Regions from separate parts of the Homo sapiens genome. Here region 2 is linked to region 1. The links are chromatin loops, found by intact Hi-C in ENCODE. Cell type or tissue: PC-9. All regions are shown on one strand. Each heading gives the region's core, and the rest is flanking DNA. Links, peaks and the distances in the headings are about the cores only.

Region 1 (12,646 bases), core at 7,535-10,034:
CCTCTACTAAAAATACAGAAATTAGCTGGGTATGGTGGCACATGACTATAATCCCAGCTACTTGGGAGGCTGAGGCATGAGAATCACTTGAACCTGGGAGGTGGGGGTTTCAGTGAGCCAAGATTGTGTCATTGCAATCCAGCCTGGGTGACAGAGTGAGACCTTGTCTTAAAAAATAAATAAAAATAAGCTAAGTAAATTGGCTATGTTCTTTAACAATATATATGTCAAAGTCCTGATAACAGAGGACTCGGTTGCTGTAAGTTACCTGACCTACCTGTACAGTTTGCAATGGGACCTGCCCTTGGACAGGGCCACTTGGAGGACTTTCATGGTACATACACTGCATTACTGTGCCCCTGGGAATGAATGGTCACTAGAGGAGGGGAGAAAGAGGGAAGATGCAAGGAGGTGTGTTTTCGGTGCCTGCCAGCCTCCTGCCCCTCCTAAGTGGGTCCACCCACAAACTGCCTAGAAATGGCAGCCCCCAGGTAGCCTTGTTTCATGTCCATGACCCCTTCCTCCAGCCCAGCTGGTTGGATCAGGGTGGCATCTGACTCAAGGGCAGCCAACCCACAGGTTGCCCAATGATGTATGTGTGGCTAGACCTGAAATGGGGGCCTGTCCAATCAGCCCATTATCCTGAGCGGCTGAGTCAGTGAATGCTGGCAGCTGCTACCGGAAGGCCATGAAGGAGAGTTGAGCTGGAGAGGTCATGATGCCTGGAAAGCTGAAGTTATGAGGAAGCAGACACCATGACTCAGGAGAGGAACTGCATGGACAAAAAGCAGCAGATGCTGGGGAGTGACTGAGTCATGCCAGGGTGGTCATCTATTGCTGTTGTCAAAAACTACTCCCAACCGCAGGGGCTTAAAACAACTATTTTATTATATCCCATGACGATGGGTCAGGAATTTGGACAGAGCTTGGCCGAGCAATTCAGGTGGCAGTTAGGCTGGTCTGGAAGGTCTGAGGCAGCTGCACTCCCATATCTTCTGGTGCTTTGGTGGAGATGGCTGGAAGGCTGGACTCAGCTGGGATGGTCAGCCAGAGCCCCTCCAGCATGACGGTCTCAGAGCAACTCAGAGGACATCCTAGGTGGCAGTTCAGGGCTTCCAGAGAGAACGTTCCAAGAGGCCTGAGCTGAAGCTCCAAGGCATCTTCAACTCAGCATGTCACATTCTATTGCACAAACAAGGCACTAAGAGCAACCCAGATTCAAGAGGAAGGGAATTAGACTCTGCCTCTCTACAGGAAGGATAACATGGGATTTGCAGCCATCTTTATTCTACCACAGGTAGAATACAGAAGCACCAGAAGAATACAGAAGCACCAGAAACTTCTGTAGATGATGATCCTAGAGCTACCTTGAATCCAAAATGCCCATCTGGTTCAGGAAAACCATCCCTGTTGCAACTCCTGTTTGGATTTCTGAGTGCCCATCCCCCTCACTGTGTTTGTCCTCACAATAATGCACCTGTACTTGAGTGAGCTTGAGCGGATTTCTCTTCCTGTGCTCAGGGAGCCAACCTACAGCAGTGGTGAGTCCCTTAGACCCTTCCTCTTCCATTAGAAAAGAAAGGCCAGGTGTGCCAGCAAGAAGTTACCCAACATGAGAGCCAATAAAACTTAGGTGGTAGGGAGAGGGAGCCCTTGGTCTTGTAATCTGAGCTTCAGTTTCCCCATCTGGAACATGGAAGTGAAACTGCCCAATCGACCTACCTGAATCATTGTAACCAAGTAACCTGAAAGACACTTCCTGTCATTTGCCTGATATGATGTAGTCCATATCATGACATCCACACCCTTGATTTGGGGTCACTTTGCAAATGCTCATCACTGCCTATCCCCATGACCTTGGCAAGCCCATCTCACCTACAATATATGAGTAGATGTTTGAAATAAGTGACCTTTAAGGACCTCCTAGCTCTGAAATTCTAGAATTCTGAGAGGTCTGGGGTAAAGGGAAAGGTTGGCATAACTTGATCTTAGGGCAAGGATGCAGCTAGCTGGTGGTGAATAAGGGAGGCAGCCCCAAGTAGGGTGCAGGGTGGGGTCTGTAGGGCCAGAATAGAGATTAAGAGGGAAGGGACTCCAAGCGTGTAGGAGGGATGGTAGGGTTGGGTGCCGAGAAGGGAAAATGGCATTTCAACCACCATACCAACTTTAGTCCTCCTCCTTTGCCCTTACTCCCCTTCCTTGAGCCTTCTAAGTTTTTGGGCCCTGTTGGCCTTTGCATATTCTGTTCCCTCTGCTCAGAAGCCTCTCCCAATCCCAACAGGCTAACTCCAATCATTCTGTCTCTCCTAAATGTCTCTTAGAGAAGTCTTCCCCGAAGCCCCAACCCAAATAAGAACCCTCTTCATACCTTCTTTCATAGCACCAATTTCCCTTCCCAGCCCTCACTGTACACATCATTATATATGTCTTGGTGTCATTATTAGCTTACTGTCCATCTCTCCCATTAAACAGGGGCTTCCACAAAGGCAGTGTTTGGTTGGTATTTGCTGAATGAACAAATGCACACAAGTTCACTGGGAGCAGACCAGGATGCAGGTCCTCACTGTCCAGGCCACAGAGCAGGATCCCTGTCGACAGGTGCCAAAGAGAAGAAAGGCTGCCCCCAGGGAGCTGAGAGGAGCCCTCCAGTGCCCCGGCCCCGACCCTGGCCCACTCTGCCCTGCCAACACACACGGCTGACGCTGAGCGCTAGAACACTGCAGCTTTATTGATAGAACAACCGCGTCCGCAACTAGAGGTTACATTTGGGGGCTTGGAGGTGAAAGAGAGGCAAATGGGGAACAGAGGCTGGGGTGGAGACAGACAGCAAGGCAAAGGGGTGAGGATGGGGCTGTGTGACTAAAAAAACAACCCCAATCATTTCACCCATTAATAAGGGGGTCTCCTGTTGTGCTTTTACCTTGGTGGCGGGGTGGGCTGGGGTGGTCAGACATGTGGGCCTGGGCATGAGGAGTTTTGGCTTTTCTCCCAAGTCTTTGAGGTCTCAGGGCTGGTGCAGCCCCTTCCCTCCCTGACCCTTCTCCTGGGCTGGGGATAAAGGCCTTGGTGAGCTGGCTACTCTAGGGCAGGAAGAATGCATGGAGACCTAGAGGGCCACCAGAGTTGGGCTGAGATGGTGATTATGTGGGTGGCTGGGAGGATGGCGGGAGGGGGCCAGGAAGGAGGGCAGTCCTATCCTAGGAGGGTCCCTGGGAAATGAGTGCAGGCAACAAGAGGGCAAGGGGTGGGGTGGGCAGATGCCATCCCTCTGGACCTCGCCTGTACAATGGGGGCACCAGCTTAGATGCTCCCTAAGGTCCCTTCTAGTTATAAGGGTCAAGGGATCCCCAGGAAAGAGTGGTCCTTCTGCCCCAACACACACACACACACACACAAACACACGCACACTCCACACATCACACACATTCTCAGACACACACGCACAGCACTGACTCGATAGAGAGGCGGGTGCTTCCCGGCCTTTGGAAGCATGGAGGACTCCGCTGAACCCTGAACCCAACCTCAGCCAGTGGCTCTGCAGGGACTCTCCAGAGCAAAGACCCTGGGAATACTCCCCAGCCCCTCAAGCTGCCCAGCGAGAAAAAACACAAGGATTCTGCACGCCCCATCCGTGACCCTCCCGGTCTTTGGGGAAACCAAGAGGATGAGCACATGAGAACATGCTGACCTTCACTCCTAGCCCAAGCTCTTGTGAAGTCACAGGGGAGAGGAGGGGAAACAGGGTCTCTTCTGTCTGGGGGCCTGGGAGAAGGGCAGCAGCTGCAGACACTGTGGTGGGAGGGTGGCCACCTCTGTGTGGCACCCAGGCCTGTCATGGGGCAGAAGGGTCTGCAGCCTGGGATGAGAGGCCAGAATTTGGAGCCGAGGGCAGGATCCCAGCAACATCTATAACATCCCCACCGGCACCCTGGACACAGGACTGTTAGCCAAACTCCCTGCAGTTGTTTGGCAGGAGACCTCAGGGGCAGTGACAAGCGGTGTGACACCCCCAGGGCTGTAGTACTTGGCTCTCCCAAGACTGGCTCTACTCAAACTAGCTGTGTGACCTTGGGCCACTCCCCTTCCCCACTCTGGGCTTCAGCTTCTTCATCTGCACGAGGGGATCAAACTTTTGAGGTCCATCCTCACTCTGACAGCCTGAGCCAGGGGCTTTCCCAGAGCACAGGGAAAAGGAGAATGAATGAGAAAGAGGTGTCAGGCCCATCTCTGAGAGGTAGGGGTGGAAGGAGCATTCCAGGAGGAGGGGGCTTGGTCTTCAGGCTTCACTCAGCACCCTAGGAGCCTGTCTGTGCTCCCAAGGGCAGGATAGCCCAGCTGAGACTTCCATAAGCTGCTATACAGCACCTGGCCCCCGGAGTCCTTTTCACCAACCTGAAGGGGACAAGGGATGGAAGGGCCCCAGCACCCTGAGGGCTGACCCTGAACACCCCGTTTTAAGGCCACAAAATGCCTCAGTCACCCTGACCCAGAGGGCGAGGCTGCCACTGGGGAGATGTGCTGGATCCAGCCAGCCTGGTCTCCCCTGGCGGGGGTCACTCATGGGCCACCCATCAACACACAGACACTGACACACCATGGCGCACAAAGACACAGCATGAGCAACACTGATACAGAGATGCTGGCTCACAGGCACACACAGACACAGACACTGACAAGTCACCAGGTGATACACAAAGACACTCATTCCTGCTGAGGAACACACAAACACACAGAGACCAGCACATGCCTAGACATTTACAGTGCCCACTGGCATACACTGACACCCACATCCCCCACCCACCTGCTGGCACACACAGACATCCACATCAGCCTCACCCATTCACACGTGGGGACCTCAGCATTTCAGCAGACACATTTTGTCAATCCCAGGTCAAGCCATCCTCAAGGCAGGGCTGTCTGCACCCACTGAGACCTCCAGCAGCATCCCCCCATCCCCCCTCCACCTTGTGCCCTTCGTCCATAAAGACCAGGAACCTGGGGGCCACATGTATGCAGTTCAGCTCAGCCAACATGTACTGAGCACCTTTACTGTCCACTCTATGGATCCTGAGGGGAACAAGGGAGACAAGTCTCCCCTGTCGGAGCAGCCAGGGTTGCGGGGCAAATGGATTGGAAGGTCCTCTGAGGGAAGCAGGCACAGGGTGCCTTGGGAACCCCAAAGAGGGAGCACTTGGGGCTATTCATCTCTGGTGCTCCAATGCCTACCCCAGCGAGGGCACAGAGGAAGCACCCAGGTGGTGCCAGGCCAGTGGTTCCTGCTGTCAGGAGAACCCAAGGAGCTTTTCAACATTTCTTGATGTCCGACTGCGCTCCAGTCCAATTAACTCAGAACCTCTGAGGTGGGAACCAAGCAGCAATACTTTTTAAAGGACTCTGGTGGTTCTATTCTGCAGGCAAGGCCAGGAACCACTGATTACAGAATCCATTCCACCGGGCAATGGAGTGGTTTCCACACCAGGCTCACTTGTGCTGGGCACGAGCGGGAGGTGGCGAAGGTGGAGGGGGGACTTGGAAGGCTCAGAGGAGGAGCTCACAGTCTAGTTGGGGCAATGGACTCTGCACAGATGGGACAGTTAAGGAACAATACCCGACAGACGCGATGGAAGTGTATGCTGAGAACCTGGAGCGACTCATTTCAGACAGAGGCCTTGACTGGGTCAGGAAGGCAGCCGTGCTGATTGGGCATCAGAAGGCCCCGCTGCATCCTGGCCCGGCCACCCACCAGCTGTTGGTGATAATGATCACACAGGCCTGGCAGGGGGAGATGGGCAGCCTTTGCCTCGGTTCCCCGCCTGCCTCCTGGCACTGCAGTGCTGCCCGAGTTCCAGGCCTCTTCTCTGCAGCTGTCCCCACCAAATGCTCCAGAAGGAGCCCTGTGATGCTCCTCACCAAAGGTGCTTGCATTCAATAGGGTCATCTGTAAGCTCTCCGTCATCCATAGGGGATGAAAGGTGGAATTTCAGGCCATCGCAGGCAGCTTGAGACTACAGAACAGGGCTGGACAGAGTCTATTCAGCCAGCACCCTACAAGCGAACACATCACTCAGGAAGGTGGACACACACGCTGACGTACACGGACATTCATAGAAACGAATGGGTCTCAATCCAGTCTCACAGGCAGATATGTGAGATTGCACACACAGACCTGTGTTTGCACACACTCCTGCCCAACAATGTACCCACGGTGGTACCTAGACACAGACGGGCACAAACACATACACACATATGCACGCATGCCTAAAGAGTCATTCTAGAAGGGGCTGGGCCTTCTCTCTCCCATGGATGGCTAGGTGGGGGCTCAGGTGATGTCAAGGAGGAAAGATCTAGATCCCATCATGTCAATCTCAGGTGCCTAACCCAGGACCCAAGGACAGGGATCCCTTTCACAGCTCCCAGAGAGTGAGGGGACTGGCACCTGCTCCCTCCACCAATCCCAGCTCTATAAGCCCCTCCTCCTTCACTGCCCCTGGGTGGAGAAGGGAACTTTCAACTAGACAGTGCTTTTTGGCATTTTGCCCTGTACACACCCTCCTATCCAGGGCACCCTTTCATGCCAAGTAGATAAGAAATGAAGGCCCCTCTCCACTTCCAAATTCATTGTCTGATATGGGGGCACCAAATCACAGAAGCGGGACGTCTCTTCTGCCTTTCTCCAAGTCAAGCCTCACCCCAGAAAATGGGCTGGCCACCGCTCCCCCAGCTCCTCTGAGACCCAGCTGGGGGCTGAGGCTAGGAGAGAACCGTGTTCTCAGGAGTCCCACTGCTTGTAGGGTGGAGTGGGGAAGTTATCAGTCTTCAGACTGCCCAGGCCCAAGACCCTGTGCTGGGTCCCTTCAAAGGGTGCACACTGAGGAGGGAAATATGGTGTCCCAGAAATAGGTCAAGGAATCTGGGGTGACCTATGGTCTCCACCATCCAGTGCTCACTCTGGACAGAATCGTGTGCAGCAGGTGCCCTACCTTCCTTGTCTCCTGGACGTGGGACAGTCACAGAGCTCGCAAAGTCCCACCTGTTCGTCCTCTGATCCCTGCCTCTCCCATCTCAGGAGTCCCAGAGTCTGACCAAGGGAGGGGCTCCATGTCTGCCCCACTTCTGGCTCCCTTCTGGCAAAGCCACCAGGCTGGAGTTCGGCCTTGACTTAGGGGACAGGGTAAAGTCAGAAGCACACCACGAGTGCAGCAAGGACAAGGCCTATGTTGCGCCGAGGTCCCTGGGTTGGCGGATGCCATTCAGGCAAGTCCCCTGTCTTTGCAGTAAAGAAGGTGCTGGCAGGTCAGATAGAAACTTGTGCTTTAATATATCTCTGTGTGTGTGAGCATGAGTGTGTGCGTGTGTGCAAGTGGAACAGCTGTCTCCAGGGCCTCAGTGCCTGGCCTCTGTCCTTGTTCTCTGCTCATCCTTGCAGCCAATGCAGGCCCCCTCCCTGGCGGGCCGGCCCTGCCCCTGGGCACCCCAGCTGGCGGGGGTCAGTCTTTGGTACAATGTGGACACTTTGGTGTGCCGGGGGCAAGGTTGGGGGGGTGGCCACACAGCTCTCATCATCTCTGCAACGCCAAGAGGAAGATGGCCATGGGCCCCCACAGCTGTGGGCTGGACTGGCAGGGGGCTCCACTGCCCGGCATCACCACCACTGCAACAGGGGAGAAAGAGGAGACAGGCCAGGGCTCTGGTCAGCTCTGGCAGGGGCAGGAAGTGGCAGGCAGGTCGGCACTGTTACTCTGCCCACCTCTTTGGAGGGCCTGAGGGTGGGCACTGGCCTCAGTGCACACAGACAAACTCACCGCACAGACATGAGGTGGCGTGGGGTGGGGTGGGGGTTAGCTCAGCCTGCCAGGGTTCACATTCACTAAGACTTGGAACAATTTACTTGACCTCAGTGGGCCTCAGTTTCCTCATCTGTAAAATGGGTCCAATGGTGTGTACTACCCCAAAGGACTGTTGTGAGGATTAACTGTTGTGAGGTAAGTGAAACATGCATATACAAGTTTGTGTGCCTTGCCTGGTACAGAGTAATTGCTCAGTAAGTAGGAGCTGTTAGTATTGGAAACCTCTGGCCCTGGAAGGCACACGTTCACCTCTGGAGCCAGAGGTACGCACAGATGTATTCAGACACAGGCACAGGAGGCGCTCTGATACCGTGAACAGGTCAGTATGCTCATCACGAGGGTGGGGGCCAGGCTTCTCATTGTTTACACAAGTACACAGCCTGAGTGAGTGTGGGGCACACCTTCACACAGTCAGAGCCACATGATTCCCATCACTCAGACATTCTGAACCCCTATTCAGACCCAAACACCCTCCCTCAACAGACAGGAACCCCCGCCACGCACAGCTCCCTCCAGATTCAGCTCCCCCACCTCCTTCCCGTCTTGCACCTTTATTGGGATCCGTCTGCTTCCGGGGACACTCCCCCTTCTTCAGTGTGACGTCATCTATGGCAATATCCCCCAGGTAGCCCGGGCCTCGAACCCCCTCAAAAATAATCTGGGGTGGGGTCAGAAAGCAAGGAGCAAGGGTTGAGGAGGTTCTGCTGGGTACCAGAGTGCTCCCTCGACCCCACCTTTCCCCTTAATCTACCTGGAAGTTCCCCCTAACCTGACTCTTTCCATCCTTAGCCCCCAGGAAGAAGGACAAGGTTTTCCTAAGTGTTTCCTGGCCACAGCAACCACCGAAGCCGGGGAGGGTCCTCTGGGCCCTACGGACTCACCTGGAAGGGCCCACTGGGGCTGATGGGCACATGGGCCTGCTGCCACACATTGCCCTTATTGCCACTGAGAGACCAGGCGTGCGTGTCCAGAGCCCCTTTGTTCCGGGACCGCACCAGGAGGTTGAGGGAGCCTGCGGTGGGTGTGAAGACAGTGGGCAGTGAGATCTGGCCAGGGCACCCTCACCTTTCCACATTTACCAAGCCCTCTTCTCCCACCATAGCCTGCAGCCCTGTCCCTGTTGACAGGACCTCCTCCCCATGCCCAGCTGGGTGCAATGTCCCATTCCTGCAGGGACACCCTCAGTGTGGGAAAGAGAAGACTTCAGCAGGATTTCATTTCATCAGGATGACTTGCAAATTTTCTTTCATTTCTTTCCTGCCCTGCTAATCAGCTAATCTCCCCAACCCCAAACACACACATGCACACACACCCTACCCTTCCCCTCTAGGCAAGGGAGCTGTCCCAGGGCAGTGGGACCTCTGTCTGGGCACGCAGCAGGGTTTCCAAAGAAAACAGTGTGTCCCTGTTGGCAGTACATGACTTGTGGAGGGAGATGAAGGGCTTTTAAAATGTTTAATACCCAGTTGGCAAGAGGAGTATGTTGGGTCCAGTAAGGCCCAGTAAGGTCCAGTAATACCCAGTTGGCAAGAGGAGTATGTTGGGTCCAGAAGGCCAGAGAGGACAGTCTGTGTGACTGTCCGTGCTCTGCATTCCCCATGGGGTGGAATAAACACCAGCAAGTGAAAGCTTGCAGGAGGCAGATTTGAACTGCATCTAAGGAAGACCCTGGATGTATCGGATTTGCCCAGCAAAAGAGTGGGCTGTCTTGGGGGAGCATCCTGTCCCTGGACAGGACTATCCAGCAGGGCTGCTGCGGAGGGGACCCCTGTCTCCAATCATGTTACCCCCTCTGCTCAGTCTCCTTTGAGGCTTCCCATCGCTGTCCTTCTCCTGGCCTTCCACACCTGATCTGGGCGCTGTCAGCTTCTCTGATCTCATTTGCTGCCACTCGGGTCTAGCAAACTGGTATCCTTGCTTTTCTTTCAACACTTGAGGGCCAGTTCCTGCCTTAGGGCCTTTGCTTGTGATGTTGCCCCTGCCTGGAACATTCTTCCCTCCCTCAAGGAAGTCCCTGACCACCCCATGTAAAATAGCTCTCTGTTCTTTTTTCTGCATTATTTTCTTTATAAGGCTTGGCACCAGTAGACTGTAAGCTCTTCAAGGACAGGGGCCTTTGTCTTGTTCTAGTGTCCTAGAACAGTGCCTGGCATATAATGGTGCTCAATTAGTTAAGTGAATGAATAGATGGATGAATAAATGAATGATAGGATTTGGTCTTCATGAACCCTGAGGTCCTTCCAACTCTGAGATTCTATGAAAGTCCTTGATAAGAGTTACGGAAAATTCTTCATTCAGAATTTAATTATTGGAACTGATAGGAGTTTGACACAGACCTTCCTGCAAGGAGTCAAATAGGGAAGGGAAGATGTGAATCCCAGGGACTGCCATACCGCAGAGCAGAGAGTGGTCTGGGCCTGGGGAGCTGTACGTTAAGGACTCAGAGTTCACCGGAAGGATAGAGGGCTCCCAGCTCAAACCTAGGAAGACTTCTGGAGGAGGTGGTGTTTTTGACAGCCCTTGAGGAGTGGGAAGGATTTGGCCAGGGGAATGTGGTAAGAGGGCATGTTAAGCAGAGGGAATAGGCTGAGCAAAAGCCCAGAGGCTGGAAAGCTGGAGTCTATCCAGGCACTAGCATACAGTTCTGCTTGGCTTTAGATGTGGCAAGACAGATACGGAGGAGTGTAGTGAGCAAAGCTCATTCTTTTTTCGGAGGGGGCGGTGCGGGGACAGGGTCTTGGTGGTACAATCATGGCTCACTGCAACCTCAAACTTCTGGGCTCAATAATCCTCCCACCTCAGCCTCCCAAGTAGCTAGGACCGTAGGCACGCACCACCACACCTGGCTAATTTTAAAAGTTTTTTAGTAGAGATGGGGTCTCGCTATGTTGCCCAGGCTGGTCTAGAACTCCTGGCCTCCAAAAGCACTGGGATTACAGGCGTGAGCCACTGAGCCTGAACAGGCCCTTTTCAAAAGGAAGGTTGGGGGTCCTGGATGTCCTCTGTAAAGGGATGTCAGGAAGCCCCTGAGCAGGGGGGACATTGGAGCTGATGGGGTGCTGAGGGGAGGGGACGGTGAAAAAGCAGCCTTCCCCATCAGTGTCCTTGGGGCAGGGCAGTGGAGGAGGAAGAAATGGTATGGGAATTGAGGCTAGATCCCAGGGGAATGGGGACAGGGGGCATATCTCCAGGAGGGAGAAGAGAGAGCCGTTCCTTTGGGGCTGGTGAGGATCCTGGAAGACACTGGGGCTTGGGCCCTGTGAAAGCCAGGGTGAGTACCTCCTGTTCTACTGGGTGCTGGCACAGCCTCTCAAGGTCCCACCCCCTGCTGGCGAAGGTGCCTCCACATGCCGGGAAACTTCAATGTGCTCCTCTGCCTGGCTTTGCCATGGGGGACAGGGTGTTTCTTGCTATCCTAGTTCCTCTTCCCTCCTCCCCTCCCACTCTGCCTGGCAGCTCTGGGCACCAGCTGTCCCCAGACCTTGTGTCTTGCTGGCTCTCCTTGGTCCAAGCCAACTCATTTCATCCCAGGCAGGTAACATTTGGTGGCTCTCTCCCACCAGGGGGTCTGTCTATCTGGTGTCACAGATGGTACACCTTTGTCTATGGGAAGTGCCATGGAAATGCCAGCCAACGGGCACCATCTAAGATTGATTCCCCTTCCCTCAGAGCCAGGTATCTCATATCACTGCGGGCTGGAGGTGAGCTGGAAGGGACAGGGAGGGGGCATTGGTGTTGTCTGGGCACTCTTAGCCAAGTTCTGATCACCTCCTTCTCCTCTAGCACCCCTCAGTTACCCCAGAATTCCAGGTCCCTATGGCTATGGGCAAATGGGCTGAGCACCCCCAGGCTAATGCCTCCAAAATCTCCCCTTTCGCTATCTTGACCAAGTTATGTAACACATGTGCTAATATCTTTCTTTAAACTAACTCACTCTTTTTTTCTTTTTTGAACTTTGTCATAAGCATCAGTATTAGAGAAATACTGAGTTTTAAGGGCTAGCTTTATTCACCACATAAAACATAGCCAGTGCTAAAATTAGGAAAGATGGGAGTAAACCCAAATGAACTGGTTGTCCTACCTGGGGAAGCCAAATGGAAATGAGAGGACTCGGCAGGGTGGTGGAGTCCTGGTCATCCACTCTCACCTACCCCAGAAGAAGCTTCTTATGAAGTCCAGACCCAGCCACGGGCAAAATGATCTGTGCAAATGGTTTGGGAGCCCCAGTGGATGCAGAATCTTCTATCCCACTCCATTCTTGTTCATCAGTTCAGCTTGACCCATCACCCTAGCTGTGGAAACTTCTCCACGATGAGCCTTTATATCTACATTTGCTTAAAGTCACTCCGTCTACCATTACGGCTGAGGAAAACAGTGAAGATGCTTTCTGTGGACTGACAAGGAATAATCACCAAGATGATGTACAATTCAGAGGGAAAAAGCAAGTATAGGATGGTATGTGTAAAATGGGAGGAAATAGATTATATATATGTATATATATATATATATGTACTGGTTTCTTTCTTTTTTTTTTTTTTTTTGAGACGGAGTCTTACTCTGTCACTCAGGCTGGGAGTGCAGTGGCGTGATCTCGGCTCACGGCAACCTCCACCTCCTGGGTTCAAGCAATTCTCCCTACCTCAGCCTCCTTACAGGCACCTGCCATCACGTGAGCCTGGCTAATTTTTGTATTTTTAGTAGAGACGAGGTTTCGCCATGTTAGCCAGGCTGGTCTCGAACTCTTGATCTCAGGTGTCCCGCCCGCCTCGGCCTCCCAAAGTGCTGGGATTACAGGTGTG
Region 2 (16,800 bases), core at 8,166-10,665, 62 kb before region 1:
AGAGATCAAAGGGACGTGGAAGGAACAGAGAGGCCACTGGGGGATGGTTAAGAGAGCTAGGGGCTCAGAGTTGAAAAGAGAGTGGAAAGACCCAGAGATGTGTCAGATGAAGCTGTTTTGCTGAGAATTCCATTCATTATCTCATTGTCCCTCTTCCCCCACCTCCCAAAAGATCAAGAGGACCTGAGTTTGATTTGCAGCAGGAGAGACACAAGTGGTACTTGTTGGCCGAAAAGGTGGTGCTCTTTGGAGGAAAGGCTGCTTGTGGCTGCAGTGTCTGTATGGAGATGGTCCAGGCTTAGCGAGTCATGGGGCCAGGTAAAGATGGAGATGGAGCTGTAGACTGAGGCCAAGAAGGCCCCCACCACCATGTGCACACGCGCACACACACACACACACACACACATACACTTCCGTGCGCGCTCATGCACGCATGCATTTCTGGGATCACAGAAATTTGCAGTCAGAAACGCTTTCCTTTGACTGAGGAATTCTTACTTAGCCACGGCAGCACAAATCCCTTGTGGGGTTGGTGTCTCGTGTTGCTTTTCTAAGCATCACTCCTCATGTTGTTGCTGATATTGTATAGTTTCCCCTGAGCACGGTTTCCTGGAGGAACTGGTAGACCGTGGCTCCTTTGTGCCTCTGGTTTCCCCACATCCCGTTTCCTGAGTGGAAACCTCTCTCCACGGCCCCCTTCTCTCCCCATGCCCTGCTCATGCTCGCACAAAAGCAGAAGGGCCTGGGGACACACTGGGCATGGCTCTGTCGTGTCCATTTCTGTATCCCAATTATTAGCACAACAGCCAGCAGGAAGGAGGCCTTGTATGAGGCCAGATACAGGGCGGAAACTTCACTCACAGTTCTGCCCTGTCCAAAAGAGACCCGGCAGGGGTCAGATAGCTCCAGCAGTGCCACCTTATCCTCAGGGCACTGCCCTTAGCTCCAGACTCCTGAATGGGCCTATGAAAGATGCTGTCACTTTTGCAACTTTCCTCAAAGGTTCTGGGCAAGGGGACACCTCAGGGCTGTGTTTCCAGGGGAGGCTGATGTGAGGGCCAGGTATTCTGGGGATGGTTTCTCAGCCCACTAACTTCAGACAAGGAGGAGAACACACCTGTTCTTCCTACTGGACAGGAAACCAAACAACTCTGCTTCCTAAGTTGCCTTGGTTTCTGGGGTTATTGGCATCCGAGTTTGCCAGGAGTGGAAGGCCTGGGACAGGAGAGGCAGGGGCTGGCAGGCCTCCCTCTTCACAGCTCCAAGGGTTAAAAAGCACTTAGCAGCAGCATATAATAAAAGCAAATGTAAGAGAAAGAATATCCTAAGGATTTAATAAACTGCAAACAAAATTATCACGATTCTTTTCCTAGCCAGTTGAGTTTTCAGTGATTAAGAAAATACAATTTCCTGTAATTAAATCTTAACAAGAAATGTTATTAAAAACACTCTGTCCCAGCTCCTGTCATAATTGCATGCTCCCCTAGAACAGTAAACAGAATTAGACTTTGCAGCGTACATGCTAATCCATGTGTCATTTTGATCAAATTTGTACTAATAACCTGTCTTCTTATTCTGAGATGAGGAAGGCAGGGAAGAGGGAGCCAGGCCCAGAGGGCAAAACTGAGCCCTGGCTGGGGAGTGGGAGCTGCGAGTGTTGGGTTTGGCCCCCAGGATGATAAGTGTTGAACTTACTGAGCACATATGCACACTGGGCTCTGTGCTAAACAGGTTACACATATAACTTCACATATTCCTTACACAACCTCACATAATGTTGTTATGCTCATTTTACAGACGAGAAGACTGAGGCTCAGAGAGGTTTGGTAACTTGCCCAAGGTCACTCAGAGTCATCTAGATCTAAGGCCCCAGAGTGTGGCTATGGGGCTATTCTAGGGCACGGGCTGTCAGGTGAGAACATTCTCTGTCCTGGAGAACTGGACTGGCCTGACGGTAGCTGGCAGGAAGAACTTCCCTCTGCCAGGATGTGCTGGCCACAGAAGCAAGGGAGACTGTGGCATCCACTTTGAGAAGTTTCTTTTCCTTTGAAAAAAGCCACAGGGTGGGAGAGGACATTGTGGAGGGGCTGAGGGTGAGAGCAGAGGGCTGGGGTTTGTATGGTGCAGGGTTCTGTTCATGGCCCTGGGGTAGACCTGAGATGAGCATTCTAGCACAGTTAAGAGGGATCGGCGTGGGTGTGGAGCCCTGGAGTTCAAAACTGCTGCCCCCACACATGCGTGTGTATGTCAGTGTGTGTGTGAATGTATGTGAGTGCATGAGTATATGTGTGAGCATGTAGGCAAGTGTGTGAGTTCACCACTGACCCTGTGTATGAGTGTGTAAGTGCATGAATGTGTGTGAGTCATTGTGAGCATGTGTGTGAATGCAGGCATAGGAGTGTGTGAATGTGTCTGTGACTGAGTGTGTATGTGAGCACATAACTGGGTGATGTGGTTGTATGCGGATGTCTGTGTGAGTGTGTGACTATGTGTAAAGGTGTGAGAGTGGAAGTGTATGAATTGGGTACATGTCAATGTGTGCATGTGCATGAGTGTGTGACTATAAGGGTGAGCATGTGAGCATGGATGTTAGCATGGGTGTGCCCCTGGAGCCCCAGTCTGCTGGCGCTGATGGAGGGGCAGAGCCAGGCCAGCATGCGGGCCCTGGCTGTTTTCCTACTCACAGCAGCCCCCTCCCCACAGCTTCATTCCCTGCGGAAAGTGAGCCTGAAATTATCCTCAGCTCGCACGCTCCTGCACGCACACAGGCGCCAGTGCCTCCATCTCCCACTCCCGGTCCACTAATTAGCTCTTCTAATTAAATCCCTGCTGGGTTGGACAGGGAGGGCCTTCTCTTTTCCGGATCCTCTGAGGACCAGGTCATGCTGACCTAGAAGGCTCCACCCACTATCCCCATTCCCATTCCACAGCCCCTGCTCCTGCTCAGAGGAGCCTGGATCCAGGGAAGAGACAGAGGAGGAGGGGACCCCTATGGGTAGGAGTCCTGTTCAGCAAACACAAAACACCTACTATGTGCCCAGTACTGTGCAAAGCTTTCTGGGGAAGGAGGTGGAGATGACAAATGGGCAAGACCCAGGGGCTCCCCATTCTGAGCTTCCTTCTCCCAATCACTCTGGCTCCGAACCTTGATCTCATCCTCCACTCTTGTCCCTTCTGGTACCCCCAGGCAGCAACCTGCCGCCTCCACCTTATCTCCTCGCTTCTCTACAGAGAGTTCCTCTTTGACCAGACGGCCTATGCATTGGGCCAGCTGAGCCCTAGATCATTCCTCCTTTATCAAAGTTTTAATCCTCTCTGAGGTCCCGTGCACTCACCTCGCAGCTCTCTTGGGAGCCCTTCCTGACTGCTGCGTTTCCTCCCGTCTGCTGGGGCCAGCTCCGGGCCTTGGCGTATGCCGCCTGCTTCCCTTTTTATAGGCTCCACCTGCCTCACTAAACATCTTTAAGCCTCTGAAATCAGAGGCCGTGTCTTGTGCCTCTTAACCCTTTACTGAGCCCAGCACATTGTGAGTACTCTAAGAATGTCTACGGAGTGACTGACGAACCAGGAAGATGGAGGAGATGGGTTCCTGCACTCCCTGTGCTCGCCCCTGGAGAGCTCCTGTGATATGGAAGAGAATCCCAGGCTCCTGGATCTCAGCGTGGACAAGACTTAGCTGTCACCTTGTCTAACTTCTCCCTTCGAGCAGAGCCTGCCACGGGAATTCTTTGCAAGTGACTTATTGTCTCTCAGTGTGCCTCTTATTGTGTAAGAGTGAAGGGGTCAGGATAGGCCGGGGGCAAGCTGAGCGAGGACGAGGCCTGAGCCGGCGGGAGGCTCTGGACCATGGACAGCATCACAGAGTCGGCCCCTGGAGGCAAGAGGGCGGCTTCTTATTCCCCGCATCAGGCAGTCACCGGCTGCCAGGAGCCGGGGTCGGGGAGGAGCGGAGCCTCTCCAGAATCAGGGCAAGGTGGCTGAGAGCAGTTCTCTAGAAAAGGGGGCTGCTGTGAGCTGTTAGCAGCAGATGCCGATTTTGGGGCCTGGTAAGGGGGTGTGGGCGAGCCCCAAGAGCATCCACCACATCCCCACCCAGAATGTACTTTGTACTAGTCGTGGTTCCTGAGCCTGTCCGAGAAGAGCGGGGAAGAAGGATAGAAGGGTCTCTTGTCTTCAGTGCCAGCCCATGGGGCACCACAAGATGCCACTCAGGAGAGGTTTCGCCTCAATCTTGCACTGAATTATCATCTGTCAAATGCGTGAACACATCCTGTGGCTTAGTCTGTAAGGCTGCTATAATAAAAATCCCATAAACTGGGTAGCTCAATAAGCAACAGAAATTTATTTCTCACAGTCTTGGATGCTGGGAAGTTCAAGATTAAGGCGCCAGCAAATTTGATGTCTGGTGAGGGCCCTCTTCCTCATAGATGGCACCTTCTAGCTATGTCCCCAACTGGAAGAAGGGGCTAGCTAGCTCTCTGGGGTCTCTTTTATAAGGGTACTAATCCCATTTATAAGCGCTCTGCCCTCATGAGCTAATCATCTCCCAAAGACCCCCCCCCTTCTAATACTATCACACTGGCGATTAGCTCTCGACGTATGAATTTAGGGGGGCATACAGACATTCAGACCATAGCACCCTGCTTTCATCATGTTGATATTCACATCTGGGTCAATTCTGTCCCATCACATTGCCTGGCTTCATTTGCCCTCCTCTGACCTTGCATTGGCCCTCATAAAAACGTCCTCCCACCTCCATCCAGCCCCTGCTGCCCTTGCACCATCTGTGCTCACCGTCGCACCTCCCAGCCTCAGCTGCCAGAGGAAGGGTGGCCCCTGACCCCAAGACAGCCAGTTCAGACCTGTGACCTGAGCACATAGACTAGGCAATTGGGTTTCCTCTTTTGAGAGTTTGAATGAAGGATTCCAGAGGAAAGTTGCTGATGGTGGCAGGCTTTGCCCTGACACAGGCTGAGAAGGGCTGGAGACGCTGAAGCTTTGGGGAGGAGAGGCCATGAGTAGGCAGAGTGGAGAGAAGCAATGCTTGGCCTGAGAGAGGAGATCATGGGGTGCAGAGAGGCTGGTGGGCCAGGGGAGCTGTTGCCCACCCAGGGTCTCCGCTGGTTCTAGTGCCCTGAGCACAGCTGCAGGACATCCCTCGGTCCCTGTGAGATGCCCGGAACTTCCTGGAAGAAAGGAACAAAACTTTTGGCTGATATAGCTGATTACCTACCTAGTTACCAATCTAGCGCCATCCCTCCTTCTGCCTTAGCATGCTCTATGAAGAGGACCAATACTCTGGCCTCAGGAGATGAAACTATTGGCTTAAATCAACCAAGGTACTCCCGTCTACCTTTACTAGTGATTGGTTCAAGGGTGGGCATGTGACCCAGTTCCAGCCAATGAGATGCAGGGGGGAACACTGCTGGAGACAGGGAGCCTTCTGGGAATGATTCTCTTCTGTTTCTTTTCTTTTCTTTCTTTCTTTATTTTGAGACAGGGTCTCACTCTGTGGCCTAGGCAGGAGTGCAGTGGCATGATCTCAACTTACTGCAGCCTCGACCTCCTGGGTTCAGGTGATCCTCCCACCTCAGCCTCCCAAGTAGCTGGGACTACAGGCCTGGGCCACCACACCCAGCTAATTTTTGTATTTTTTGTAGAGACAGGGTTTCCCCATGTTGCCCAGGCTGGTCTTGAACTCCTGGGCTAAAGCAATCTGCCTGCCTCGGCCTCCGAAAGTGCTAGGATTACAGGCATGAGCCACCACGCCCGGCCTGCCAGGTACTTCTTATATGATGCCCAGAACAAAACACAACGTGTGAGCTGGGTTCTTACCACATAGGGACTATCACCTACTTTGGTCCAGCAGTTTTATTTCTTTTAATATAATCTAACATTGAGCAAGCTTTTATGCCTATCATATCAAATGGTTAGCAACATCGAATTTATGATCAGTTCAAATCAGGTCTTTTTCACACAAAATTGTGTTGCACCTTATATCCTCACCCCTTTCTGTTTCTGTTTTTCCATTTTTTGTTTGTTTTTGTGTCAGGGTCTTGCTCTGTCACCCAGGCTGGGGTGCAGCAGCATAATCATAGCTTACTGCATCCTCAAACCCCTGGGCTCCAGCGATCTACCCGCCTCAGCCCCCAAGTAGCTGGGTGTGCAGGTGCCTGCCACCATGCCTGGCTCTGTTTCCGAATGTATGCAGATATTGAACACAAGATTATTTTTTTCCCAATCTTTTTCATCTTTTTATGCTACAGCCTGTCAAGTCTTTTCAAAACCAGAACCTGCCAGCTCTCAGTCACTAGTTGGACAACCACCCTTAAATAAGACATTGTGTATCTAAGGGATGTGATGAACCACGGTGCAATTTTGAAAAAAAAATGTGTCCCACAGTCTCTTTTAAATTTATTCAGTGGGGATTATCTTTCCTTGACCTAACTGAAAACATCAGCAGGCCGAAGACTTTTCTACTCTCTCCCGCATAAGTGATGATTCTGCAGTCACTTAAAAAAACAAACAAACAAACAAAAAACAAAAAAAACCCCAGCTTTATTGAGATATAATTCACACACCATAAAATCTGCCATTTTAAAATGCGCAATTCAGTGTTGTTTTAGTGTATTCGAAGAGTCATGCGACCATTACTACAATCAGTTTTAGAACATTTTCATCACCCCAAAAAGAAACTCTATACACATTAGCAGTCCCTCCCCATCCCCCCATCCCCCACCACTCCCTGGCCCTAGGCAATTCATTCAGCTACTTTCTGTCTTTAGAGATTTGCCTTCTCTGGACTTTTCATAAAAACAGAATTGGTGGCTCACGCCTGTAATCCCAGCACTTTGGGAGGCCGAGGCGGGCGGGCAGATCACCTGAGTTCAGGAGTTCGAGACCAGCATGACCAACATGGAGAAACTCCGTCTCTACTAAAAATACAAAATTTGCTAGGTATGGTGGCGCCTGCCTGTAATCCCAGCTACTCAGGAGGCTGAGGCAGGAGAATCGCTTGAACCCAGGAGGCGGAGGTTGCGGTGAGCCGAGATCACGCCATTGCATTCCAGCCTGGACAACAAGAGCGAAACTTTGTCTCAAAAAAAAAAAAAAAAAAAAAAAAGGAAAGAGAAAAAAGAAACAGAATCAAACAATGTGTTGACGTTTGTGACTGGCTTCTTTTTTTTTTTGAGAGGGAGTCTCACTCTGTCACCCAGGCTGGAGTGCAATGCCTCAATCTCGGCTCACTGCAACCTCTGCCTCCTGGGTTCAAGCGATTCTCCTGCCTCAGCCTCCCCAGTAGCTGGGATTACAGGTGTGCACCACCACGCTCAGCTAATTAAAAAAAAAATTTATTTTGTAGAGATGGGGCTTCACCATATTGGCCAGGCTGGTCTTGACTCCTGACCTTAGGTGATCCGCCCACCTTGGCCCCCCAAAGTGCTGGGATTATAGGCCTGAGCCACGGTGCCTGGCCTGTTACTGGCTTCTTTCACTTAATGTTTAATTCTCGATGCATGGTGTTTTCAAGGTTCATCCATGTTGTAGCATGTATCAGTAATCATTCCTTTTTGTGGCTGAATGATCCATCGTACGAATAGATCGTATTTTGTTATAGTGATGGACTTTTGGGTTGTTTCCACTTTTAGAATACTGTGACTTCATGCTGCTGTGAACACTCATGTACAAGTTTTTGTGTGGACACATGTTTTCATTTCTCTTGGGTATTTACCCAGAAGTAGAGTTCCTGGGTAACTAACTTTCTGAGGAACTGCCAGATAGTTTTCTTCTGCCGCATATGAGGGTTCCAATTCTTCCGCTTCCTCATCAACGCTTGTTACGATGTGTCTTTTTTATTACAGGCATGTTGGTGGGTGTGAGATGGGATCCACGGCATAGCAAGGGCTCTCTCTAGAGTAATCTTTTCACCAGTCCTCTTTTCCACTATCCACCCTCTTTATATTTCTTTGGCTTGGCTGAGGGTGCTCTGAGTTATGCACCTCGTTCTTGAACATTTCCCTGGTAAATTCTGTGTATAAGATCTGACTTTGAAATTTCACCTCTATTGTATGTCGATGACTTTGAAACCTCCATTTTAATATCTTGGTAGGTGCACAGTGCCAACATATGACAGGCACTTTATAATAATCTCTTTTCTTCCCTCAGTTTTCCACCAGCCACTGAAAAGCACCGTTAGCCAGACAGAGGACAGCTCCCCAGGGCCCACACTCTCACCTGCCTTGCTTCCGTTCAGGAGAAGGGACATCTGGAAAGGCTGTGTCAAGGCCTTGCCACAGGCAGGATGGGTGTCTCTGGCCTATCTAATAACAGATGTGCTTGTGGTGACAGAATAAAATAGAATAGCAGTCAGGACTTTGTTCAGGCTCTGCCACTAACTCACCATGGGACCTGAAAAAGCGACTTTCCCCCTCTGTGCTTCTGTTGTCATATTTACAAAACATTCTGGGAGGGTTGGATCTGATGAGTAATACAATTTTAGCTCTAGAATAGGATCTATTGTACTTAGAGTTCAAAAGAAATGAAGATAAACTTGCCCCTTGCTTCTGGGGAGTGGCTGGGCTTATAAGAAAGGCTGGACACAAATTTGGTGCAGGAGTGAGGTTTTGGGGACAGGGCTGCAGATACAAGGACAGAGAAGGGGTAGGGATGGAATGACCAGAGCACAGCTTCCAGGGCTCCTGGGGCTTAGCCCTGTCCCTGTGGGGGCCATTGTGTCACTCAGGGCCTCAGAGGGTGAGAATGGGAAGGAATATTCCACACATGGGTGGGATGTAGGAGAAGGAAGGTGGCCTAGACTTGGGCCTGTTGGGGATAGTGACCACACTCCTTCTTCTTTGTCTGTTTTCTGGGTCTCAGCTCTGCAAAGGAGGAGCATGTGTGGGGATCAGAAAAGCGGGGAGCAGGGCTGGGCCAGGCTGGGGCTGGGCCAGGCTGAGGCTGGAGAAGGGGCTGAACAAGGGCTGTGTTCCTTCCCTGACAACTTCCAGCCCCACCTGGGCTCCACCAGGCACATGAAGGCTGCCCGCCCCACTGAGGAGCCGCTTTCCCAACCTGGAAGTGATTTTCAATGTTTCCTCACTGGGCAGTGCCATTCAGCTACTGGTAGGTAAGGTGCAGGAACCATGGGGCGTTCGTGTGTGGGTGCCTGTATGTGTGTGCATGTGTATTCGTGTGTGTGCGTGTGTGTACATTCATGTGTGTGCCTGTGCGTGTGTGTACATGTGCGCATGTGTGTTCGTGTGTGTGCACATTTATGGACATGTATGTGTGTGTGCATGTGTGTGCATGTTCAAGTGTGTGTGTGTGTGTGTGTGTGTGTGTGTTTTGCTTCCACCCTTCCTCCCAGTCTTATTCATCCTAAGCCTCATCCTATTGCCCTCTGGGAGATGTCCTGATGGCCTCAGAATGCCCCTCCTTTATGTCCTCAGCACTCCCTGAAGCTTAAATGACACATTTCTGACTCATCACACTCAAAGCTATGCGGTGTCTGCTCAGCTGCTCAGGAGGGATCTTGAGGCCCAAACTGTATCCAGATAGGTGAGAGGGGTCACAAACGGCCCGCAGGCTGGAGACTGAGATGAAACTAACGTTTCTCGTATCACTGCTGTGTGCTGGCTGTTGCGCAGGTTGCTTCTCATCTTTCGTCTCATTTAATCCCTGCGGCAATTTCATAGAAAGATATAATTCATACCATTTCTCCAGGAGGAGAAATTGGGCTCAGAGAGAGCTGAGGATTTTTCCCGAGGTCTTGCAGCAGGGCAGGGGCTGAGCTCAGATGTGTCTCTAAAGCTTGGGTGTTTCTCCTATGCCTCACTGGTCCAAAAGTCTATCCCAGATGAGCACAGAAGCCCATATCTCCAGTTGGGTTCTTCCAGAAGCTGACCCTGCCATATATATCATTTATATTCACATATGATATATTACTGGAATGCCCCCTTGAGAATCTGGCAAGACAGCGGGTAAAGCAGGATAAGAAAGAGGAAGAAGCCAAGCAAGGGGAGATTGCAGGTGAGGTCCCAACCTCAGCCTGACTCCACAGGGATGGCTGGAAGGTAAATCACACCTCGGGATTGGTCCTGCTTCAAGCTACCGTTGCTGATCTTTTTACTCTCCTACTGGTTCCTGCCTACAGGTTGCCTGGAAGTGATTGGAGGGGAAGGAATGCCAATTCTCAGACATTTCCAGCTCTCCTTACAGGCGAGGCAGCTGGCTCCAATAGCCCAAGGGAAACTGCTGGAAAAGGTAACAATGCCACATGTCAGCTACAAAGCCCCCTGAAGCTGGGGGTGAGCACACAAACCACTTAAAGGGATTGGAGGCCGGGCACAGTGGCTCACGCCTGTAATCCCAGCACTTTGGGAGGCCAAGGCAGGTGGATTGTCTGAGCTCAGGCATTCGAGACCAGCCTGGGCAACACGGTGAAACCCCGTTTCTACTAAAATACAAAAAATTAGCTGGGCGTGACTGCTTGTGCTTGTAATCCCAGCTACTCGGAAGGCTGAGACAGGAGAATTGCTTGAACCCGGGAGGCGGAGGTTGCAGTGAGCCAAGATTGCGCCATTGCACTCCAGCCTGGGCAACAAGAGTGAGACTCCGTCTAAAAAAAAAAAAAGTGATTGGAGGAGATCTCAGTGGGGCCCGAACGCCATCTGCCGCACTCAGCTTTATCAAACCTGGAGGGGCTTAAGGAGCACTGGACTGCGTGTCTGGAGGTGTTTGGTCTGCTCCTGGATCCTGCTGCTAACTTTTTCTGTTAGCTCAAGGACACTGCCTCCACTGTGTGAAACGAGGGGCTGGACTACATTCATTCATTCATTCCATGAATATGCCCTGCGCACTTACTGTGCATCAGGAAACAAGAGACAAATATCTCTGCCTCATGGAGCTCACATTTTAGCAGAGAAAAGCTGATAGGACAAAGGAAATAATCAAATTCTATAGTATATTAAAGGGCATGCGTGCTATTGACAATACAGCAGGGATGGAGGGTGGGAAGTGCTGGTGGGGGGAGCGTGACAGCTTTAAATAGTGCCATAGGGGTGACAGTGGAGCACAGACCTGAAGGAGGTGAGGGAGTCAGCTCTGCAGACGCCTGGGGGAAGAGCGCTCCAGGCAGAGGCAGCAGCCGGAGCAAAGGCCCTGGGGTAGGAGAGTGCCCGGGATTCGAGGAGCCATCAGGGAGGCAGGGGCAGCGGGAGTGGAGTGAACCGGGGGAGAGTGGCAGGACGGAAAGTCAGGGAGATCACGAGGGGCCAGATTGTAGGCAGCTGGTAGTCCATGGTGAGGGCTTGCACCTTTACTCCGAGTGAAATGAGCAGCCCTGCCGAGCAGAGGAGGGACATGACATGACCTCGCTTATGTTTTTAAAAAATCTCTGGCCGGGCGTGGTGCTTCATGCCTGGAATCCCAGCACTTTGGGAGGCCGAGGCGGGCAGATCATGAGATCAGGAGATAGAGACCATCCTGGCTAACACAGTGAAACCCCGTCTCTACTAAAAAAAATACAAAAAGTTAGCCGGGCATGGTCGCGGGCACCTGTAGTCCCAGCTACTCGGGAGGCTGAGGCAGGAGAATGGCATGAACCCGGGAGGTGGAGCTTGCAGTGAGCTGAGATCTCACCACTGCACTCCAGCCTAGGCAACAGAGCGAGACACCGTCTCAAAAAAAAAAAAAAAAAAAATCTCTGTAGCTGCTGTGTTGAGAAGAGACCATAGGAGCGTCAGGGGAACACTCTCTCCTGCGAGAATTGAGAATGGGCGGGGGCCAGGCCTTCTAGTAGCAGGCCTGAGGAGGCCTCCCCTCCTGGGCTCCAGATTACTCCACTGTCCCTGTCACCACAGGAGAAGCACCTCCGGCCGCATCCTACCTCCCTGGGGTGAGGTAAGAGTGACCCTGCCTCATCCTAATACTCAGTCCTCACCAGCACACCCAAAATAGACTGTGCATGTTTACCCTCAGCCCGAACTCAAGACAGACACAGTGGTAGCACAGTGCAAACACAGGCAGGAAGACAAGACCCTGGCTCCAGCCTGCCCCTCTCCAGACCCCCCATCCCTGACCTCTGCCACCTTCCCTAGGCCCCGTGGATCTCCCCTGTCTTCCCCACCTTCCTACCCCATCCTCCTCAGTTGTCCTAGCACTGATTATTGTACTTTCCATCAAGAGCTGGAAGGGTCTTGGAGAGGGTCTGCTCCACCCTTCCTACTCTGCATCTGGGGAAAGTGAGGCCCAGGGAAAGGAAGCAGCTTGCACAAAGCCATGGGGGTTAATTAGTCAAAACAAACCTCACCTAGGGAGGCCCACAATTTCCCATCCAGTGCTTTCTTACTGCATTTCAGCCTCCATCATATACCTCCTTTATCCTTTAAACACGCTGTTTGTAGGAGCACTGGGCTAGGAGTCCAAGCTAGGGTGCAGTACTGCCTCTGTCATAACTGCATGTGACGTCATCCTTAGGGCCTCAGTTTTCTCAGCTCTAAAATGGGCATTAAAGATTTCCTTCCAGTTGGAAAAAAAAAAAAGTTAATATGTGAGAAAATGTAGTTGGGAAACCAGTCCTGGGCCCAAATCTCAGCTGACTGCCAGTGAATAACATGAAAACGAAAACATCCTTAAACAACACACATGTTAAATTAATTAAAAGAGATGAAAATAGTACGAGGCAATGTTGGCCCAGCTGGGAGGAAACGGGAACATTGGCTCCTAAATTCTCCACAGCTCTATTGTTTGGGCTATAGCAAAATGTAACAGCAGCAGCTACTGCCGGAGAGAACAACTCATGCCCTTCGGCTTGGCAGGTTATCACACATTTGGAAATAAATCTCAAAGAAATAACACAAATGGAGAAAAGCAATTTGCACTAATATGATTATCTGGAATGTGAAAAAAACTAGAAAGGTCCAAACTGGTCATTAAGCCATGGAATTTATACGTGAAGGAATAACAGCTCACACTGTGGCAGCAGCTGCCGGTTGCCTCCCTGGATCCATCTCTCTTCCACCCTTAGAAAAAACTTTAGCAGGGTACATGGCTGCCCAGAAGAGATATTCCATTTCCCAATATCCCTTGCAACTAGGTGTGGCCTTGTGACCAAGTTCTGGCCAAAGGGATATAAACAGAACAGTCATCTGTGACACATGTCATTACAGAGAGGAGCATGCCCCTCCTGGAGCTTTCTTCCTTCCCGCTGGCCGGAATGCAGTTGTGATCATTTGAGTTTCAGCAGCCACCTTGGGCCATTTGGAGGAAGGCATCTGCTGTGCATGGCAGAGTCACGTGAAAGAAGGAAGCTGATTCATTATCACCAGGTCACCGTGTCAGCCCTGGACTGCCTACTTCTGAACTTTTTACTTGAGGGATTAAAGTAACCCTGGGTGTTTAATCATTGTTAATTTGGATTTTCTGCCATTAATAACCAAATCAAGTTCTAACTGATAGAAACACGCAGGGAAAAAACGTTGAATGGAAAAGTAGGCACAAAAGTGGATGTTCTTCATGGATCCCAGCTATTTAAGTTATAGATTGGTACAGAGATGGTGATTGAATGGTGAGTCATCAATAATAGTGTGATGGTGTTGATTGGATTTTTCCCTCTGTAAACAAGTTTAGTTGCTGAATCGGTCAGGAGAGGCTAGGTTATGCTGAGGTGACAAGCAACTCCTAAATTTCAGGGCCGTAAGACAACTCAATTTAATTCTTACTCTCCATGTTCGTCGTGGGTCAGCAGGAGGCTGTGCTCATGGCAGTCACTCAGAGCACTGGCTGACAGAGACGCTGTGACAGAGGGCAAGAGAGAACGCTGGAAGGTCTCGCTCTCACCAGGAATTAAATGCCACGGCCTGAAAGTGACACTTTCATGGTGCTCACAACTCATTGGCCAGGACCAGTCCTAGAACCTGGCCCACCCACATGGAGGCAACGAGTGCAACTCTGCCACCTGCCCAGAAGGCGGCGAGCTGGAGAGACTTGGCAGATTGCACCAGTGATGATCACAGATACATCATGAAGAAAACGTAAGAGCACAAACATTTGTGAAATAATTTTTAGAAGTCCTTCCAGAAAAAGTAAAGTTTTATGTTTCTATAAGCCTTTATTTTATTTTATTTTATTTTATTTTATTTTATTTTATTTTATTTTATTTTATTTTATTTTATTTTATTGATGGAGTTTCTCCATCTGTCGCCCAGGCTGGAGTGCAGTGGCGTGATCTCAGCTCACTGCAACCTCTGCCTCCCAGGTTTAAGTGATTCTCTCACCTCAGCCTCTAGAGTAGCTGGGATTACAGGCGTGTCCCACCATGCCCGGCTAATTTTTGTATTTTTAGTAAACATGGGGGTTTCACCATATTGGCCAGGCTAGTCTCAAACTCCTGGCCTCCATTGATAGAACCATCTCGGCCTCCCAAAGTGCTGTGATTATAGGCATGAGCCACCATGCCCGGCTGAGCCTTTGTATTCCTGATGCAAGTCTGAATTCCTTGAGCACAAGAAATGCCCTGCCTTCTTCGGTAGTTGCCACAGGCCTATCCCAGGGCTGGGCCCATGGGAAGCGTTAGAGAAGGAACTGCAATCAGAATGATGGTAGGTGACATGCTCGCCATGTGCTGGGCACTGCACATTCCATCCGGAGCCCTTATGGACGTGCCAGACATGCTTCTCTGCACCTTAGATGGATTAACTCATCGAATCCTTACAAAAAACCTTTGAGGGTAGTACTGTTATTATCCCCATTTTACACAGAAAGAAACTGAGGCACAGATGGGTTAAGTGACTTGCCAAGGATCACCACTAGGAAGAGGCAGAGCCAGGAATGAATGCAGGTGGCTCCAGAGCCCGTGCAATCCTGTGACTTTGCCCAAGCTCTAGAAGGCAGGAACAGCAGTGAGAAAAGACAGAGTTCTGTCCTCACGGGGCTGCAGCAGTCTACCCTGTGTGGAGCCCCTGTGATAGGTGGAATACGGCCACCATCAAGAAGTCCACGTCCTAATCCCTGCAGCCTGTGTATGCTATCTTATTCCTTATTCCTTATAGAAAAGGAACTTTGTAGGTATGATTAAATTAAGGATCTTGAGAAGGAGAGATTATCCTGGGTTACTGGGGTGGGCCCAGTGTCATCACAAGGGTCCCCATAAATGGAAGAGGCAGGAGAGTCAGAGATATGGTGGTAGACACAGAGACTGGAGTGATGTCGCCGCCAAATCAAAAAATGCTGGCAGCGTCTAGAAACTGGAAGAGGCCAACAATGAAGCCCCTCCCCCGCCCTGGGCCGGAGCCTCTGAAAGGAATGCAGTCCTGCCAACACCTTGATTTTAGCCCCAGAAGATTTATTTATTTATTTATTTATGAGCTAGGATATCACTCTGTTTCCCAGGCCAGAGTGCTGTGGCATGATCTCAGCTTACAGCAACCTCTGCCTCCTAAGTAGCTGGGACCACAGGCATGCACTACCACACCCGGCTAATTTTTTGTATTTTATGTAGAGATGGGTTTTCACCATGTTGCCCAGGCTGGTCTCAAACTCCTGGGTTCAAGCAATCCATCCACCTCAGCTTCCCAAAGTGCTGGAATTACAGGGGTGAGCCACTCCTCTCAGCCCTTATAAGATTCATTTTGGACTCTTGACTCCTAGAACTATAAGAAAATAAATGTGTGTTGCTTTAAGCCACAAGGGTTGTAGTAATTTGTGAAAGCTGCAACAAGGAAACTAATACACGCCACCCCTCCATTTTGCTCTTCAGAGACCCACTGGGTAGACAGAAACTCTTGTACACCCTTCGCCCCAGCCCCTTGCGTCTCCTTGAGATGGAGGCTGAGAAAGAGCTGGGAAGGAGCTGGGAAGGGTCGTTCTATCCTGGTTACCTTGGGAAATGGTGAGCATTGCTTACCCTGTTCCTGGGGTCCCGGGCAAATCCTGGCTCTGCCTGTAGAACAGGACTCCCCTCCCACAGCCTTCTCCACCACCCTTTCCCAGAGCTGGGATAGCCTTTCTCCTGGGCATGAATGAGGGGTCTTTAAGGCCTTAATGCCTCTCACTCCTGCACCCAGACTGGGCCCCACCACTCTCCTGCACTAGTACATTACCCACACCCATGAGCCAGGCCGGCTTCATCTCTGCTGAACCATCAGGGGAGGTGGAGGGCATGCCAGCCAAGGGAACAGAGTCTCGGAGAGACCAGCCCAGAGAGAAGCGGGCAGAGACAGGCAGAAGGGGAATTGGCATGAGCAGAACACAGAGACTCAGAGGTGGGGAAGGGGAAGCAGAAAGAGGAAACAGAGCCAGAGACATACGGTGAGCATGCCGGTGGCTTTCTCCCTGAACTGCTCCAGTGGTGTGTAGCCGCTCGGGTGCAGTCGATAGCTGGGTTTACCAGGGTAGCTAATTCCTGGTCCTGTCAGCTGTGGCAATGACCAAGGGCTTCACTTCATAACACAAAACCCACACTCCTTTCCATGACTGCAAGGCCCGACTGACTTTGGCCCCTGGATCCACTTGGACTTTGTTTCCCACGATGCTTCAGGCACTGTGGCCTCCCCGAATACCCCAGGGACATCCTCTCCTTGCACACAAGTCTCTGCACAGGTCACCTTTTTACAAGACCCTTCCTTGACCACCCTTTCTAGAACAGCAGCCGGCTACATCCCTCTAACTCAGTTTTTCTCCATAGCATTTATCACAACCTGACACTAGACCAATGGGTATTGGTTGAATGTCTGTCTCTCCAACATCAACACTGTACCCCAGTGTGTCCATACTCTGCTGCCCACACAGTAGCTATGAGGC

The links. Hi-C counts contacts between places; a loop is a spot of excess contacts. Peaks named below come from ENCODE experiments on the same cell type or tissue, not always from the same donor. Only the 100,000 strongest peaks of a DNase experiment are listed, where the experiment ranks them.
Region 2: it touches region 1 in a loop (5-fold over the local background); 2 of 110 quality-filtered maps call a loop at or near these places.

The regions. Positions count from the first base shown.
Region 1 is chr6:37,629,809-37,642,454 of GRCh38, forward strand. It overlaps MDGA1 (MAM domain containing glycosylphosphatidylinositol anchor 1), which reads right to left. Exons shown (of 17, transcript NM_153487.4): 15 at 8,729-8,859; 16 at 8,397-8,505; 17 at 871-7,651. The coding sequence ends at 7,560. Among named protein-coding and RNA genes, the nearest start is that of MDGA1, 62 kb to the right of the region's middle. RefSeq lists an enhancer at 1,796-1,845. In PC-9, for the core only: no CTCF peak of the experiment used is centred there; a DNase peak (open chromatin) is centred at 9,083; H3K27ac peaks cover 1,909 bases.
Region 2 is chr6:37,567,161-37,583,960 of GRCh38, forward strand. LOC124901313 (a long non-coding RNA gene) reads left to right here and starts at 7,545. Exons shown (of 2, transcript XR_007059568.1): 1 at 7,545-10,263; 2 at 13,170-13,402. In PC-9, for the core only: no CTCF peak of the experiment used is centred there; a DNase peak (open chromatin) is centred at 9,491; H3K27ac peaks cover 827 bases.